2 separate regions of the Homo sapiens genome follow, and region 2 is linked to region 1. The links are chromatin loops, found by intact Hi-C in ENCODE. Cell type or tissue: PC-9. All regions are shown on one strand.

Region 1 (8,000 bases):
GTTTAGAGCTATTGTATTATTATTTCCTGCCTTATTGAATGGCACCAGTTTCCAGTTCAGCTTACTAATTGATTTCTCTGCAGCTACCTCCAGTTTGCTTTCCAGGCCTCACTCATCTTTTAAAAACACCAGTCTGAACATATGTCATCCCTTTGCTTGAAATACTGCAATGACTTCCTGTTGCTGTTAGGATAAAAAAAAATCTAATGATTCTGCAAATCTAATGATCTTCATGATCTAGTCTTATCTCCCTCTGCTCATCTCGTATCACTGCCTCACTTTCTGAGCTTTAGCAACACTTGTCTTATTTCAGTTCTTTGAATCTGCAGATTTGCCCAACCATTAATCTTTGTATATGATATTCCTTGTGTCTGTAGAGCTCAGATCAAATATCACTTCTTTTAAGACAGCGGTCCCCTAGGCCAGGTGCAGTGGCTCACACCTGTAATCCCAGCACTTTGGGAGGCCGAGGCGGGTGGATTACGAGGTCAGGAATTCAAGACCATCCTGGCTAACATGGTGAAACCCTGTCTTTCCTGAAAAAAAAAAAAAAAAAAAAAAATTAGCTGGGCATGGTGGCGGGTGCCTGTAGTTCCAGCTACTCGGGAGGCTGAGGCAGGAGAATGGCGCGAACCTGGGAGGCGGAGCTTGCAGTGAGCTGAGATCACGCCACTGCGCTCCAGCCTGGGCGACACAGCGAGACTCTGTCTCAAAAAAAAAAAAAAAAACAGTGGTCCCCAACCATTTTGGCACCAGGGACCGGTTTTGTGGAAGACAATTTTTCTGTGGACTGGGGTGTGGGGGATGGCTTTCGGATGATTCAGGCACATTACATTTATAGTGCACTTTATTATTATTACATTGTAATATATAATGAAATAATTATACAACTCACCATCATGTAGAATCAGTGGGAGCCCTGAGCCTGTTTTCCCACAACTAGACAGTCCCATCTGGGGGTGATGGGAGACAGTGACAGATCATCAGGCATTAGGTTCTCATAAGGAGTGCGCAACCTAGATCCCTCTTTGCCCGGTTCACAATAGGTTTTGCGCTCCTATGAGAATCTAAGGCTTCCACTGATATGACAGGAGGCAGAGCCCAGGCGGGAATACTAGTGATGGGGAGTGGCTGTAAATACAGATGAAGCTCCGCCACCTCGCCCACTGCTCACCTCTTGCTGTGTGACCCAGTTTCTAACAGGGACCAGGACTGGTACTGGTCTGTGGCCCAGGGGTTAGGAAGCCCTGCTCTAAAAAGTTCAAAGTTTAATTTGGTTTTGCTGGGGATGGGGGAAGGCGGGATTATGTGCTCCCTGAGTTTGTAGTAAAACCTTTATTATTGAAATTATTTTATTAGTGTCTCTCCTGTTATCAGATGCTTCACCGTAAGTGTATGAGTCATGCCTTTTTTGATCCCAGTGTGCTCAGTACCTAACTCAATGCCTGGCACATAATAGAAACTAAAAAATATTTGAACAATGAATGGTATTTCTTTCTTTTGTTTTTGGAGACAGAGTCTCTGTCGCTCAGGCTGGAGTGTAATGACGTGATTTTGGCTCACTGCAACCTCTGCCTCCCAGGTTCAAGCAATTCTCCTGCCTTAGACTCCCAAGTAGCTGGGACTACAGGCGTGTACCACCACGCCTGGCTGATTTTTTGTGTTTTAGTAGAGACGGGGTTTCACTGTGTTGCCCAGGCTGGTCTCTAACTTCTGAGCTCAGGCAATCCACCTGCCTCGGCCTCCCAAATGCTGGGATTACATGTGTGAGCCACTAAGCCTGGCAATGAATGGTATTTCTTAACCCAGTTAATGAATGGTCTTAGGATTCACGGTTTCATCAAGACACACTGAATCATTTCTGTTAACATCCCATTCACTTGAGGTTTATTTAGGCATTTTGTCTTTATTTGTTAAATGCTCACTAATACTTTTATCAGTGGTGGGTTTCAGGTGTCTCTCTTTCAGACCCTCAGGATTCTCTTCAACCTGAACTAGATATATGGAAAGTAGATTCTGAGAAGCAGTATGGTGTTTCGCTGGCTGCTTCCTGCTTAGACTATTTTTATGAAAGCCTGGGTTTTTTAGATTTATTGTTATTTATTTATTTATTTTTTTGGAGACGGAGTCTCACTCTGTCTCCCAGGCTTGAGTGCCATGGCACAATCTCAGCTCACTGCAACCTCCACCTCCTGGGTTCAAGCGATTCTCCTGCCTCAGCCTCCCAAGTAACTGGGATTACAGGGCATGCCACCACACCTGGCTAATTTTTTGTATTTTAGTAGAAGACGGGGTGTCACCGTGTTGTCCAGGCTGGTCTCGAATCCTAAGCTCAGGCATTCCACCCACCTTGGCCTCCCAAAGTGCTGGGATTATAGGTGTGAGCCACCATACCCAGCCGGGTTTTTTAGATTTAAAGATGTCTTGCCAGGACGGGCAAGCTTAGCCTTACTGAGGTCATATTATTCATAAATTATTTACCAACTGTTGAATTCCCATGGTAGTATTTATCCTGTAGAATAGAATGTTATTAATACCTGCAGAAGCCTGGGAAAGTAGAACAGTTTAATTACTGTTGGAGTTGATCAACGTGTCTCAAACCGTTCTACCAGTGAACACCAGTGTTCCTGAAGATGTTTATAAATTTCTCAGAAAAGTATTGTCTTAAATAACCTTAGGAAATTTTGGGTAAAACAGGTTTGTTTATTGTAGGATGGAGTCTTTTTTTTTTTTTTTTTTTTTTTTTTTTTTTTTTGGAGATGAATTTTGCTCTTGTTGCCCAGGCTGGAGTGCAATGGTGCCATCTTGGCTCACTGCAACCTCCGCCTCCCGGATTCAAGCAATTCTCCTGCCTCAGCCTCCCAAGTAGCTGGGATTACAGGCACGCGCCACCAGGCTCTGCTAATTTTGTATTTTTAGTAGAGATAGGGTGGAGTCTTTAATATACTAACAGCTTTAAGAATGGAGTTATAATATGCTGTATTTCCCAAACTTGACATACGACTCATTTCCAAACTTTTATTACAAATTCAGCATTGGGAAATGTTGTATGAGGCCTATTGAGTTGACTTAGTCCATAGAAATGATATTTGTCATGAAATGTCATCTACCTATGTTAGTCTCTTGAAAAGATAAATGTATTCTAATGGAGCCAGAAAGCCTTTCACTATATGGACACTTGAAAATGTTCACATATTTTTATAAGAAAGCATTTTCAAAATATTGTTCAAAAACTGGATACAAAATTCTGAGAGTAAAACATCTGAGTGTGTGGCTATTAATAGCTTTTTGTTGTTTTTGTGTTGCAGGTCGGATCATGCTAAAAGGAGATAATATTACTCTGCTACAAAGTGTCTCCAACTAGAAATGATCAATGAAGTGAGAAATTGTTGAGAAGGATACAGTTTGTTTTTAGATGTCCTTTGTCCAATGTGAACATTTATTCATATTGTTTTGATTACCCTCGTGTTACTACAAGATGGCAATAAATACTATGGGATTGTTTGTATTAAAAAATTTACATTGCTTCTTACTATTCAGCAGTAGAAACTTTTTACACAGTAACACCATTCGTTGCTGGTATTTAGTTTTCTGAAGGGTCGCAGTTGCCTTGAGCACTTGGTATTCGCAGAGCTTGGACCTGTAGATTTTGAGGCAGATTAGGAATTCTGCCTGATGGGTAAGCTTCCAGTATTGGGAGGTGGAGAAGGGGAGGGTTCAGAAAAATAAATAAGAGTTATTGCACTAACAAAAGTCTTCATCACTTGTAGTTCTGGATGCTGGAATACCAGAGTTTCTAACCTAAATATGTTGGGTACATTATTTAATGGGGTCAGTATTGCTCAACACTCTCATTGAGTCACTGTGAGGTCTTTGTGAATTTTATCGCTAAGATCAGAATGTGAGAAGTATTTGGATATAGGGAAAGAATGAAGTGCCTTTCAAGTACATTAAAAATCAGTTAAGAGTTTACAGGAAAGAGACTGAGATTGGTAATCTGAAAAGGACCACAAGCATAGCTGGTAGGCAAATTGTTAGGCAGAATAATGGTATGTTGGAGAAATACACCTGTCTCTTATTCTTATCTCTTAAGAATTTTGGTTCTTCCCCCAGTGATTGCTGGTTGAATTCTTATATGGACAGGTTTCCCTTCCCCCAGTATCGCACATGGTTCTAGTTAGAATCCTGTTAGATAGTGAGCATCTGCTGTTAGCTAGACACTGTTGAATCAATACAGTGAAACAGACAGGTAAGCAGGTGGTTTTAATGCCTCATTCTAAGTGCTATTTAAATTGGATCTTGAAAGATGAATAAGGCCTGCCTTAAGTTCTGCTAAAGGCCATGTTGTTATTAAGGACGGGTGAGGAAGGACCAAGAAGTCTGGCTCCTGCTTTTCTACATGCCTGTGAAGGAGACTTTTCATGAAACTGAATAAAAGAAATCCTTTCCGAGATAGAGGAGATTTGTAGGTGAATGCAGAAGTGTATCCAGCTTTGAACCATGCATTCCATCTATATTCCTCCTGTCTGAACTCATGCTCTTTTGATTATGTTTTGAAATAAAGGGCTGCATTAGTTCTTTTAACATTTGAGTTTGAAATTAATTAAACTGATCACAACATGCAAAGAAAACATTGGGCAGCAGAGGGAGTTACAGCCCTGAGACTGCTTCAGCCCTGCTGGTGAGAAGATTGAATTGAAGCTTTTTCAGAGCAGAGCAAAGACCTCCCTGCAGCTTTCTTGGCACCAGAATAGCTGGGAAGAAGGATAAAAGCCCAGAGGAGTATAATCTCTAAGAAAACCTGCTGGCTGCCTTTTCCATTTCCCTGTGTGGCCTTTCTGACCTGGCTGCCCTGTGGAAGCAGAGCTGTGCCTGCTGTGGCTTATTCTGAATGGATCAAGACATGGAAGGTTCTATTTTTGACAGAGCAAATGATGATAGTGAGAATTAAGGTACAGTGAACTCTTACAATTGAGCTCTGTATTTAGAAATCTCTGCTTGCTTTCCTGCTCTACTGGAGCCTGTGGTGTTTGCTTTTTAAGTTGTACTTTTCCACCATCTCTAGATTGTTTCTTCCAACCAGAATTTACGAGAGGCGTTGCTCTCTGCCTCGTTAAGGTTACTAAAACATCCTGCTGGGAAGCTGCTCTTGTTGGCAGCCCTGGGTTATGTCAGCTTTTCTGGAATGGCTGTTGGTTGCTGAGGGGGTCTTGATAGACACCCCTAACCCTCATAGCATTCTTGAAGCAGGGGGTGGGAGGAATAGAGAATCAGGCTCTGAAAGAAAAGTGGTGATGTGGGCCTGCTGTTCAATTAGTAGCAGGTAGGCAGAAGGAAAAGTTTGAAAATCATAGGATATTGTGCTTTGGGGTGCCAGCTCTTGCCATATCACACTTGTCAACAGTTTCAGGATTAGAGAGTGTACCTCTAATTTGGATTAAGGCATTATGGGCTGGGAAGTGTCATGGTGGGGTAAGCCTAATAGCATCTCAGGTTAACTGGATAACACAGGCATTTTCCTTAACTAAACTATCTACTCATTCATGCTTTTGTGAGGAATTGCTTGTTAGAACTTTATTGTTGAGACAGAGTCTTGCTCTGTTGCCCAGGCTGGAGTGCAATGGCACAATCACAGTTCACTGTGACCTTGACCTCCTGGGCTCAAGTGATTCTCCCACTTAAGCGCCCCGAGTAGCTGGGACCACAGGCACACACCACCAAGCCTGGCAGTTTTTTTGTTTTTTGTTTTTTTTAATGGCAGAGGTAGTTGAGGCTTTATTTTGGAAAAAACAAAAAACAAATTGTTTTATAGCTGGAGTCATGGGCCAGGGGGGTACCCCAGGCAATAAACTCCCTCCATGAGTGGGCTGAGAGCTAGGACTGAGCCTCTCTTAGGTGAGGCTATGTTCACTTCTGTTCCCTATGCTCCCCTGCACAGTGGCCTCTTCCACAGGCTCTGGGGCATCCACAGGAAGGGATGGGCTGGGAGGGGCTGCCATGGCCATTTACTTGGGCAGGACATCAGAGGACTTGGACACCAGCTTCCCATCTCGCGTCTCTATTTTCTTTACAACTACGGCACCTGGAGGAACCCTGGAGAAGCTGGTGCGGCTGAAGGAGCTAGAGCCCCTGCCAGAGCCAAAGCTGGAGCCTAGCCATAGATGAGGCCAGGGCTTGTGAGGCCCCATAGGCCAAGCTCAGTGCACCTGAGCAGCCATTGGTGGTCTTTATATATATACTTATGTTCGGCATCCCAGACTCCAGCCTGTTCTTGTTGCCCTCCAGCAGCTTCATGTAGGTGGCAACCTCTGTGTCCAGGGCCAGCTTGACATTCCTCAGCTCCTAGTATGCCTGCTTGGGGGTGGTGTCTTTTAAAAAAAAAAATTATTTTTAAATTTTTATTTATTTTTTTGAGACTGGGTTATAAGACTAGCTAATTTTTGTATTTTTGTTAGAGGACTTTGCTGTGTTGCCCAGGCTGGTCTCGAACTCCTGGCCTCAAACAATCCATCTGCCTCGGCCTCCCAAGGTACTGGGATTAACAGAGGTGAGCCACTGCAGCCAGCCGCATTGCTGTCCTTAATGGCGGCTCCCACGCTGCTTGGCATTCGTGATGGCAGCCTCCAGGGAAGTCTTCTGGCCTTTGAGGCTCTCAGTCTCAGCCTGGAGCCAGCTGATGTTCTGGTTCATTTCAGAGATTTTTGTCTTTGTGCGACACATCATCTTCATGCTTCCCAGCCAGTGTCTGCAGTTCCTCGTACTTGATCTGGTGTGTGTTCTCAGCCTGGCCCAGCTGTGGTTGGCAATCTCGTACTGGTCCTTGACCTCAGTGGTGATGCTGTCTGTGTCCGTGGAGTGGCTGTTGTCCATGGACAGGACCACAGATGTGTCCAAGATCTAGGACTGCAGCTCCTGGATCTCCTCTTCATACAGCTGCCTGATGAAATTGATCTCGTCAATCAGCCCTTCCATGCAAGACTCCAGCTCTACATTCTTCATGTAAGCTTTGTCCGTAAACTTCTTGATGAAGACAAATGCATTGTCCATCTCTGTACACTTATTGATCTCATCCTCATGCTTATTCTTGAAGTCCTCCAGCAGCCCCTCCATGTTGCCAAGCTCTGCCTCCAGCTTCAGCTGCTCCTGGCCCAGAATGTACAGCTGCTGCTGAAGGTTGTTGATGTAGCTCTCGAGCATGTTGTCCATGTTGCTCTGTGCCGTCTTCTGCTGCTACTGGAGGCTACACTTGCTCTGCAGCATCTTGTTCTGCTGCTCCAGGAGCTGTATCGTGTCAGTGATGGAGGCAAACTTATTGTTAAGAGTCTTGATCTGCTCTTTCTCCTGGGTACACATGGCCTGGATGTTCGGTTACACCTCCAGCTTAAGGGGGCTCAGCAGGCTCTGGTTCATCATGATGGCTGTGATGCTGCCCATTACCACTGGCCCTGCTATAGCCTCCACTCAGACCCAGGCCACCCCAGAAGCACTGCTGCTACCCACTTGGGAGAGCCTTGAGGAGCTAATGCAGCATTGGGCCTATTCATTTAGAAGCAGCTGCTGAAGACCCAGGGACCAGAGGTGGATACCTTGTAGGACTTCTGGGTCACCCTGATGAACATGGTAGAGGCAAGAGTGGAGGCAGATGGTCCAAACCAGGCAGAGATTTGAGAGGGAGTAGAGAAGCTACATCTAGGTATAATTTTTAATTTTTTTTTTTGTAAAGATGGGATCGCACCTTGTTGCCCAGGCTAGTCTCAAACTCCTGAGGTCAAGCAATCCTCCTGCTTTGGCCTCCCAAAGTGCTGGGATTACAGGTGTGAGCCACTGCGCTCAGCAAAACTTTATTTTTAAGGTAGCTTGAGAACTTAAGTCTATTAGTACCTGGAGATGAACTTAAAAGTTATATCCAATGGAATTATTAAAAATTTAAAAGTATTAGCTTAGTACATTTTTATGATCAAAATCCAAACAGTATATAGAAATAGAAAAAAAATTGCTCC
Region 2 (8,000 bases), 210 kb after region 1:
CTTTCTCCCTCCCTTCACAACTTTTGTGAAAGCATTTCATTCCCTCCTTTCCTCATTCTTAAAAATCAATCTTGGCTCAACTGCAGTGTTCTCTCCATGGAAATCAGGTCCCAGGAAGGAATTGTCTCCAAAAGGGTGTCCCTTGAGCGTCCTCAGCCTGGGCTGCTGGATCAGGATTGGATGTGCATTTGTGTCTCTGGGGCAGGGTGAATTTCCAGAGCAAAGAGCCTGTCAGGTGTCTGGGGCCCAGGGGAAGAGTCAGGTGGAATGGGCTGGGACTGTCCCAGGAGGAGCCCTGCTCCCTGGGTAGTGTCTGTGTCTCCTGCTGCTGGGCTCACTTGGGAACCTGGAATAGCACAGCTGCTTGGGTAGACTGGATGTGGGATTTGGGGTGAGGGGCAAAAGTGTCACCTCCAACTTTCCACTTGCAGTTGGAGGATTTTCTAGGAATTTGGGTTTGTCACAAGTTCCTTGTCTGATTCAGGACTCTGCAAATGCATAGCACAGGTAAGGGGCGAGCTGAGCAACCAGGAGGAAGAACAGGGTGCTGCTGCCCAGCCACACTGCCTTGGACAACAGGCTCCTGTCCTCCTTTCTCAGACCCTCCAACCTCCACCCCAGGCATGGGGGAGGATGGCCAGAAGGTTGCTTCTTCATGTTGGAGATCCTGCAATTGGCAGTTTTTAGTCATTATGACAACTGGCACTGCAGTCACCCCATTCATTCCTTCAACAGAAATTGTTGACCACCTGCTATGTGCCAGGGCCTGTGCTACGCAGTGGGATAACAGGGGAGAACAAGACAGGCAGCGTGCCTGCCTTCAAAGAGGCTTCTTTCTATTGTGGGGAGACAGACAGTAAATACTTTTAAGTAACCAAGACTATCAGATTATGACATGCAATGGGAAAGAAATACCACAGGGTGATGTGATAGAAAACATATGTAGGTCAGGCAGTGGTGGCCCTAGATTGGGAGGCCAGTGAAGGCCACCCTGGGGGAGAGGATAGCTCAGCCCAGGCCTTGAAGGCTGAGGAGCCAGCTGCATAAAGACCTGGAGACAGGGGATTGCAGGTAGAGGGAATAGCAAATGAAAGCCCCTGAGGCCAGAACAGGGGCAACAGCTATGTGGCTGGAGAGGAGAGACTGGAGAAATCAGAGGAGAGCCAAAGCCTGGTAATACTGGTTAGAAGCCTGGATTTTATTGCAGGCGATGCATCCATCAGAGAGTTTTAAGTGGGGGAGTGACATGATCTGCTCTATGATTTTAAAAGATTATTTGGGACACAAGAAACGGTAATCATAGTTGCCCCAAGGGAGGGAAATGGTGGCTGAGGGATGGGATGGAGAAAAGATTGTTTTTGCTGTAGACCCTTTTGTCCTTTCTGAATTTAGTACCAGGTGGGTATACAAACCATCCCCCAAAACCTCCCAAAAACGTGGTTAACAAAGAACAGTTTATAACCTGGAAAATTACATAAGAAGTGAAAAAATCAGGATATAAAACTACAGAGTACAATCTTAATCTTGTACAGAGAATTGTAAGTATACACATGGCTATCATGCACACACGCAAGGACAGAATCTGGGAGGATGCATCAGAATATTTACAGAGGTTAGCTCTGGATACTGGACGTATGGATGGTTTTAATTTCTTTCTTTATCTTCCATTTGTTTTTTCACTTTTCTACAATGGTCGTGAATTACTTTTGTTTGTTTGTTTGCTTGTTTGTTTGTTTGTTTTGAGATAGACTCTTACTCTGTCGCCCAGACTGGAGTGCAGTGGTGTGATCTTGGCTCACTGCAACCTCCACCTCCTGAGTTCAAGCAATTCTCCTGCCTCAGCCTCCCGAGTAACTGGGACTACAGGTGTGTGCCACCACACCTGGCTAATTTTTTTGTATTTTTAGTAGAGACGGCGTTTCACCGTGTTGGTTTGGCTGGTCTCGAACTCCTGACCTCAAATTATCCCGCCCTCCTCGGCCTCTCAAAGTGCTGGGATTACAGGCATGAGCCACTGCCCCCGGCCAATACCTTCCTCTTAGAACTGTTGGGAGGCTAATGGCTGATGATGTCTGCGGCAGCAGTGCTCCATGAATGGTAAGGGCTCTGGGGTTTTCTGTTGCCAGACAAGTGTCGGTTGAGCTAGGCCTATTCCACCAAGGGATCTAGGTGTCCTTGCCCTTGAGAGGCTGACACTGGATTCTACAAAGATTTTCTCCTCTCTGGGGGTGCTTTGAGATCGGTCCTTATTGGGCAGCTCCCCTGGGTAAGTCTCCAGGAAGCTGACACCACCGGAAAAAGTGGAATTCAAATGCAGCTGTGCTCCTGAGCCCCCTCCCCCAGCCACATTCAGGGGTGAAGCTGAGTGTTTGAAAAGGGCTCTGTGCTGGGAGGGCCGGCCAGGCACACAGTAAATCGTGCTTTGAATGGGAGTTATTTTTGTGCCCAGTGTTTGCTTAAGAGGGCTCGCTCCTGCCTGAACTCGTTGCGGTCCTCACCCTTTGCTAGTCCCCTTTCTGGAACCCGGATGTGTCAGCCAGGGAGGCCATCACAGTGCCTTTTACCAGATGGGGAACTAGACCCATGGAGGATTGCTTTCCCTCTCCTGTCAGCTCCCTGCCCCGAAGCAGGAAGGCATGCTCTAGATGGTGGTCTTTGCCTCGGTGACTACCCCCCTTTTGACTGGCCCTTCCTTAGTTCTTGGGAAGACTTGATTCAGAGATTGCTATAGGCCAGCTCAGCAGGGTTCCTCCGACCTCTGTCAGCTTCTCTGATAAAGAGTGACTGCTTTTTAAAAAATGCAAATACTTTCTCTGAGGAGCAGAGATATGGTAGTTCCCTCCTAAGAGCACTTGCTGTATGCCATGGACCCAGCTTAAAGCCCCATGGTGATGAAGCCTTTGCAGCTCCCCTAGGAAAAGATTTCTGGGCCGGGCACGGTGGCTCACGCCTGTAATCCCAGCAGTTTGGGAGGCCAAGGCGGGCGGATCACGAGGTCAGGAGATCGAGACCATCCTGGCTAAGACGGTGAAACCCTGTCTCTACTAGAAATACAAAAAATTAGCCGGGCGTGGAGGCGTGTGCCTGTAGTCCCAGCTGCTGGGGAGGTTGAGGCAGGAGAATGGCATGAACCCGGGGCCAAGATCGAGCCACTGCACTCCAGCCTGGGTGACGGAGCAAGACTCCGTCTCAAAAAACAAACAAACAAAAAAAAGATTTCTGTCCAGCCTGTGGTGTGGTCCACAGCATAGAACATTTTTTTTTTTTTTTTTTTTGAGACAGAGTCTTGCTCTGTCGCCCAGGCCTGAGTGCAGTGGTGCAATCTTGGCTCACTGCAACCTCCGCCTTCTGGATTCAAACAATTCTCCTGCCTCAGCCTCCTGAGTAGCTGGGATTACAGGCATGCGCCACCACGCCCGGCTAATTTTTGTATTTTTAGGAGAGTTGGGGTTTCACCATGTTGGCCATGGCTGGTCTCGAACCCCCGACCTCAGGTGATCCGCCCACCTCAGCCTCCCAAAGTGCTGGGATTACAGGTGAGAACCACCGAGCCTGGCCTCACAGCATAGAACCTTGTAGCTACCACCTGCTACTCCAGGTGGCTCTCCCGCCTTAGTGGGTGGCAGGGGGTCCTTCCTGCTTTAGGAATGCCCTGAGGCCTGCCTCCCTGCTCACTCCTGGCAAGAGCACATTGTGGTGCTGTCAGGGAGGACCTCCATGGTCTCAGATGGAACAGCAGCAGTGGTCAGACCTCCTAGAGGCTGTGAGGTGAGGAGGAAGTGGCTGAGGTTTCCCCTGCCTCCTCCTAAGGTCATCCATGGGCAAACCAAAGCTGCAGGATGTGCTGTGTGTGTGGCCTGGTATCTCAGAGTCCTGGGTGTGCACAGGGTGTGCACAGCTAGGAGACGTCCCGAGATCTGTACCCACATGTTGAGGGCTTCAGCCAGGGGTGTTTTTTGGGGGAGCGGAATTTGTGTGGCATAGTAGAGGAAAAGAAGGAAGAAGTGGGGACAGTATCTCCAGCTGCCACCTTTCTTCCCAAATAGCTTTGGATACCCAGGCCCTTTTGGTCACAGGAAGTCTGACACTGGGAAGTCATCAAATTTGGAATTCAGTTCCCTCCACTCTCCCCCCAGCGGTGGCCTTAGCATTTAAATAGCCTTGGCATGAAGCCCTATAAACTGCCCAAGGGATTGGGGCAGGGTTAGGGGGAGGGGTATTGGTGTTACCCCCAACATTGTCCCCCTGTGTCTTCTGGGGACATGTCCAAGCTAGGGTGTCAGTGTTTTGGCTTGAGAGGAGAGAGGGGAAGGGGCCACAGACTGGGCAGGAGCCCTCCTGGCTCCCCTCCCGCTCTGGTGGTTTTGATCGTAATCCCTGCCTGCCAAGCCTGGAGCTCCCTGGGGGATCCGCCCCAGAGGAGGCCCGACTGTTCTCCTCCCCTCTGCCTTACCTCCCCCAGTCCCCGCCCCCTGCTTGACTCAGAATGGAATGTGCAGCCTGTGGAACAAGATGGGGTGAGAACTAGTTCCCAGAGGGCCTTGGTCCCGCCCCTCCCATCCCCCAACAAAGGGGGTGAGGAACCTGGAGGCAGGGCCTGCTCCCAGGTATGGCTGGTGTTTCCCTGATGCAGACTCAGGTCCTGTGCTGAGTTGGTGCAGAGGCAGGCAGGTGCTGTGGGGGTCCAGGACTAGCCATTTGAAGGTTTTCATATAAGTCCACCATGCGGGGCAGGTGCTGAGTTAGAGAAAGTGCAGCAGGCAGAGCAGCTCCAACTCCAGCTTCTGTAGCTGGGGGTGGTCAATATCCTTTGTTGACTTTTTTTTTTTTTTTTTTTTGAGATGGAGTTTCACTCTTGTTGGCCAGGCTGGAGTATGCAATGGTGCCATCTCAGCTCACCGCAACATCCGCCTCCCAGGTTCAAGCAATTCTCCTGCCTCAGCCTCCTGAGTAGCTGGGATTACAGGCATGCGCGACCATGCCTGGCTAATTTTTTGTATTTTTAGTAGAGACGGGATTTCTCCATGTTGGTTAGGCTGGTCTCGAACTCCCGACCTCAGGTGATCCGCCTGCTTTGGCCTCCCGAAGTGCTGGGATTACAGGCATGAGCCACCACTCCCAGCCATGACTTCTTTCTTTTTTTTAAAGATCGTGGCTCATATTCGTTTTCTTATTTCTGTAGTCTCTAAGAGTAATACAACAATGTGTATCACTTTCGTCATCAGGATGAAAAGGATTTAAAATAAATCTAATATTTCCAGATAGTGAAACAGAAATGTCATCAGTGTTTGTTTCCACGGAAGACCAAGAGGAGTCACGGTTTGACCAGCGCTAAGAGGGGATGTGGCAGGAAGAGTGGTTGTGCAAATGTGTCAGACTGGGCTGATGCCCTTTCACGATGACAACTGAGTGGGCCCCACGGACCCCCTGGCGGGCTCTGGGGGTGGGGGTTGGGGGGTTGCCTGGGACTCATGGGGCCTCCTGCTTTGGCCCTGGCGCCTAGGAAAGGCTAGACAGGGAGGGGAGCCTTGGCGTGAGCTGCCCTCACACTGACTTAAAAGCATTAACTCTTGCCTGGCCACACAAGGCAGGACCTGGCACTCCTCAGAGTGGAGGGTGAGGAGGGTTTTCTGTCTTAGCCCTCAGCCTGTGTGGGGTATGAGGTCCCCCACCCTCATGCGAACAACCTCTCCCCACCCTCCAGCCCTACTGAAGGAGTCTGAAGTCACTCAACCATCCTTGTGAGGTTTTGGTTCTGGCCTGTTCCATGAGGGTGGGGTAGGGTGGGGAAAGAAGGGGGAATAAAATGTAGTGGGGAGGGGTGGAAGGAAGCCTGTGTGCAGGTACAGCCGTGGCTCAGAGGCAGGTGGGGTGAGGGCAGTGGGGCTTGAATAGGGCGCTGTCGAAAGCAGAGGGAGTGGCCCCTTCAGCCCCTGCTGTTTCTCAGGCTTGCCCGGCTCCTCTTTTCTTGGCTGGTGGTGGGGTGTGTGTGGGGGGGAGGGAAGCTGAGTGTGATGTGTGTGTGAGTGTAATGTGAGTGTGATGTGTGTGTGGGTGTATGTGTGGGGGGCCAGGTGTGTGTGTGTTTGTGAAGGGCTGAGCGTGATGTGTGTATCTATGAGTGTGATGTGTGTGTGTGGAGGGCCAGGTGTGGTGTGTGTGTGTGTGTGCACATATGTGTGCAGGCAGGCAGGGGCCTGTGCTCTGGAGACCCTGGCCAGGCTCCTCCAACCCATGGGAACCAGGCAGGGCCTCCGAGAACTCCAGGGAGACAGTGAGGACATTAGACGGATGTCAAGAAGGAAGGGAGAGTAGAATGGAAGAAAAAGGAAGAGTCAGAACAGCCAGCTTCTGGTGCCCCAAGCACGTTGGGGTTTCAATCCCAGTATACCTGGGGAGGAGCAGTAGTGGGCTATCACCCCCTTCCCTCCTTTTGCTGTCAACTTTGTTTCCGGGGCAGTCATGGAACCCCAGCCATCCCCCTCGCCCGGGAGCACTTAATATGGGAGTGTCTGGCCAGGGCAAGGGGCTGAGGAAGAGAAAGGAGAGGTAGAGAAAGACCCAATGGTGGGCTCCCTAACTGGGGCTTGTGGGGCAGGGAGAGGAGGCCTCTCCTCCCTATCCAGTAAACTCCTAGGGACCAGAACAGGAAACAGGGTCAGAGAATAGAGAAAGGGGACCTGTGTCAAATCTTGACTTGGGTAGAGGTGGGTAGCAAGAGGGCTTTCTGTTTGATATCTGAGTAGACAAGGGATGGACTTGACTGCTCTCGGCCAGAGAATCCTTGAAATGGGTGTACAAGTCTAGGTGAATGGGCCTTTCTTAGAGTTGTGCAGTGCACAGTCTGTACAACTGTACACGATAGCCTGTTGGAACTGGCTGAAAGCATCAGGGACCTTTGGTTTTCATAATGTAAATTCCCCTTCTCTTCTACTGGGTTCACCTGACCTTAGATCCGTACTTCTCACCATGGTGGCACCCTCCATTTGGGGCTCATTTTGGCTATCTGTGTTACCCTTTTCTGGGCACTGATTAACTTGAAGTTTGGAGAACCAGAATTGTGTGTGTAGTGGGGAAGGGGGTTGTGTGTGAGTGTTGGTGTGTTTGGCAGTTTAGAGAGGGTCTGTTGGACTGTTGACACCCTTTATTGAGCCTGAGTCCTCTTGGGCCAATTGGCCACAGGTGTAAGGAGCCTCCTGATTCCTGAGTCAGGACTGATGGGGTTTAGGAGCTCTCAGATGGGGCAGGTAAGACTGAAAGGAGGCACGTGGGGAAGAGAGGAAGTTTCTGCCTCACCTGACAGCAACCCCTGCCCCAGGCCCTTCTGCTTTTCCTCAACCCACAGGGTCTTCTTTATATCCCTGCCTTCCTCTCTCTATCTCCCATCATCTAAACTCATCCATTCCTTGCCCTTCGGGATCCGTGCTCCTTGATCTCTAAGGAGATAGCTTGGATAGTCAGCTTTACCAATCTAGGTGTGTGGACAGATTAACAGGTAACTCCAGAAGCACATTGGCCTTTTAAGCAGCCGCGGGGCCTTACTAATCCAAGAGGTGATTGAAAAGCAAGAACTTGAGGTGGAGATGGAGTGGATGTTGGGGACTGCGGGGGCCTTCTCTGGTCCTCCGTCCCTGAGGCAGGTATGTAGGGAGCACCTGCCTTGTGGCTATGCCGGGCCACCCTGGGCTGGGGCTGAAAGACCATGAAGCCAGCATAGCCCTGACACAACTTGGAGAAAGTGAAGTAAGTAACTGATACCAGTACTGACAAACTGAGGGGAGGGAGGGACAGGGCAGGATGTTTCGGGAGCACCCACGAAAAGTTCCCTGAAAGACATAACATAAAGATCTGGAGGGTGGGGAGGAGAACAGGTCAGAGGGAAGAGGAGGTCATAAGGGTAGGTCCCCTCCACATCTCCCAGGGGCCCCACCTGGGCCTCTAAGGGCATGTCAGATGGTCCTATTCCTCACTAAGGACCCAGGCACACTATGACTTTGCGG

Evidence for each region. A loop is a pair of places that touch in the nucleus more often than their neighbours do. Peaks named below come from ENCODE experiments on the same cell type or tissue, not always from the same donor. Only the 100,000 strongest peaks of a DNase experiment are listed, where the experiment ranks them.
Region 2: a loop joins it to region 1, with 6 times the contacts of the local background. A loop is called at or near these places in 48 of 110 quality-filtered maps.

What each region holds. Positions count from the first base shown.
Region 1 is chr1:203,866,569-203,874,568 of GRCh38, forward strand. It overlaps SNRPE (small nuclear ribonucleoprotein polypeptide E), which reads left to right. Exons shown (of 5, transcript NM_003094.4): 5 at 3,309-4,584. The coding sequence ends at 3,364. It also overlaps the pseudogene KRT8P29. Among named protein-coding and RNA genes, the nearest start is that of SNRPE, 9.0 kb to the left of the region's middle. In PC-9, CTCF peaks have their summits at 4,617 (motif pointing right) and 4,823; DNase peaks (open chromatin) are centred at 3,863 and 4,663; H3K27ac peaks cover 2,318 bases.
Region 2 is chr1:204,076,089-204,084,088 of GRCh38, forward strand. All of the region lies in intron 1 of SOX13 (SRY-box transcription factor 13), which reads left to right. Among named protein-coding and RNA genes, the nearest start is that of SOX13, 7.0 kb to the left of the region's middle. RefSeq lists enhancers at 1,412-2,340, 2,341-3,269, 4,353-4,647, 6,057-6,984. In PC-9, no CTCF peak of the experiment used is centred here; a DNase peak (open chromatin) is centred at 4,553; H3K4me3 peaks cover 2,738 bases; H3K27ac peaks cover 7,652 bases.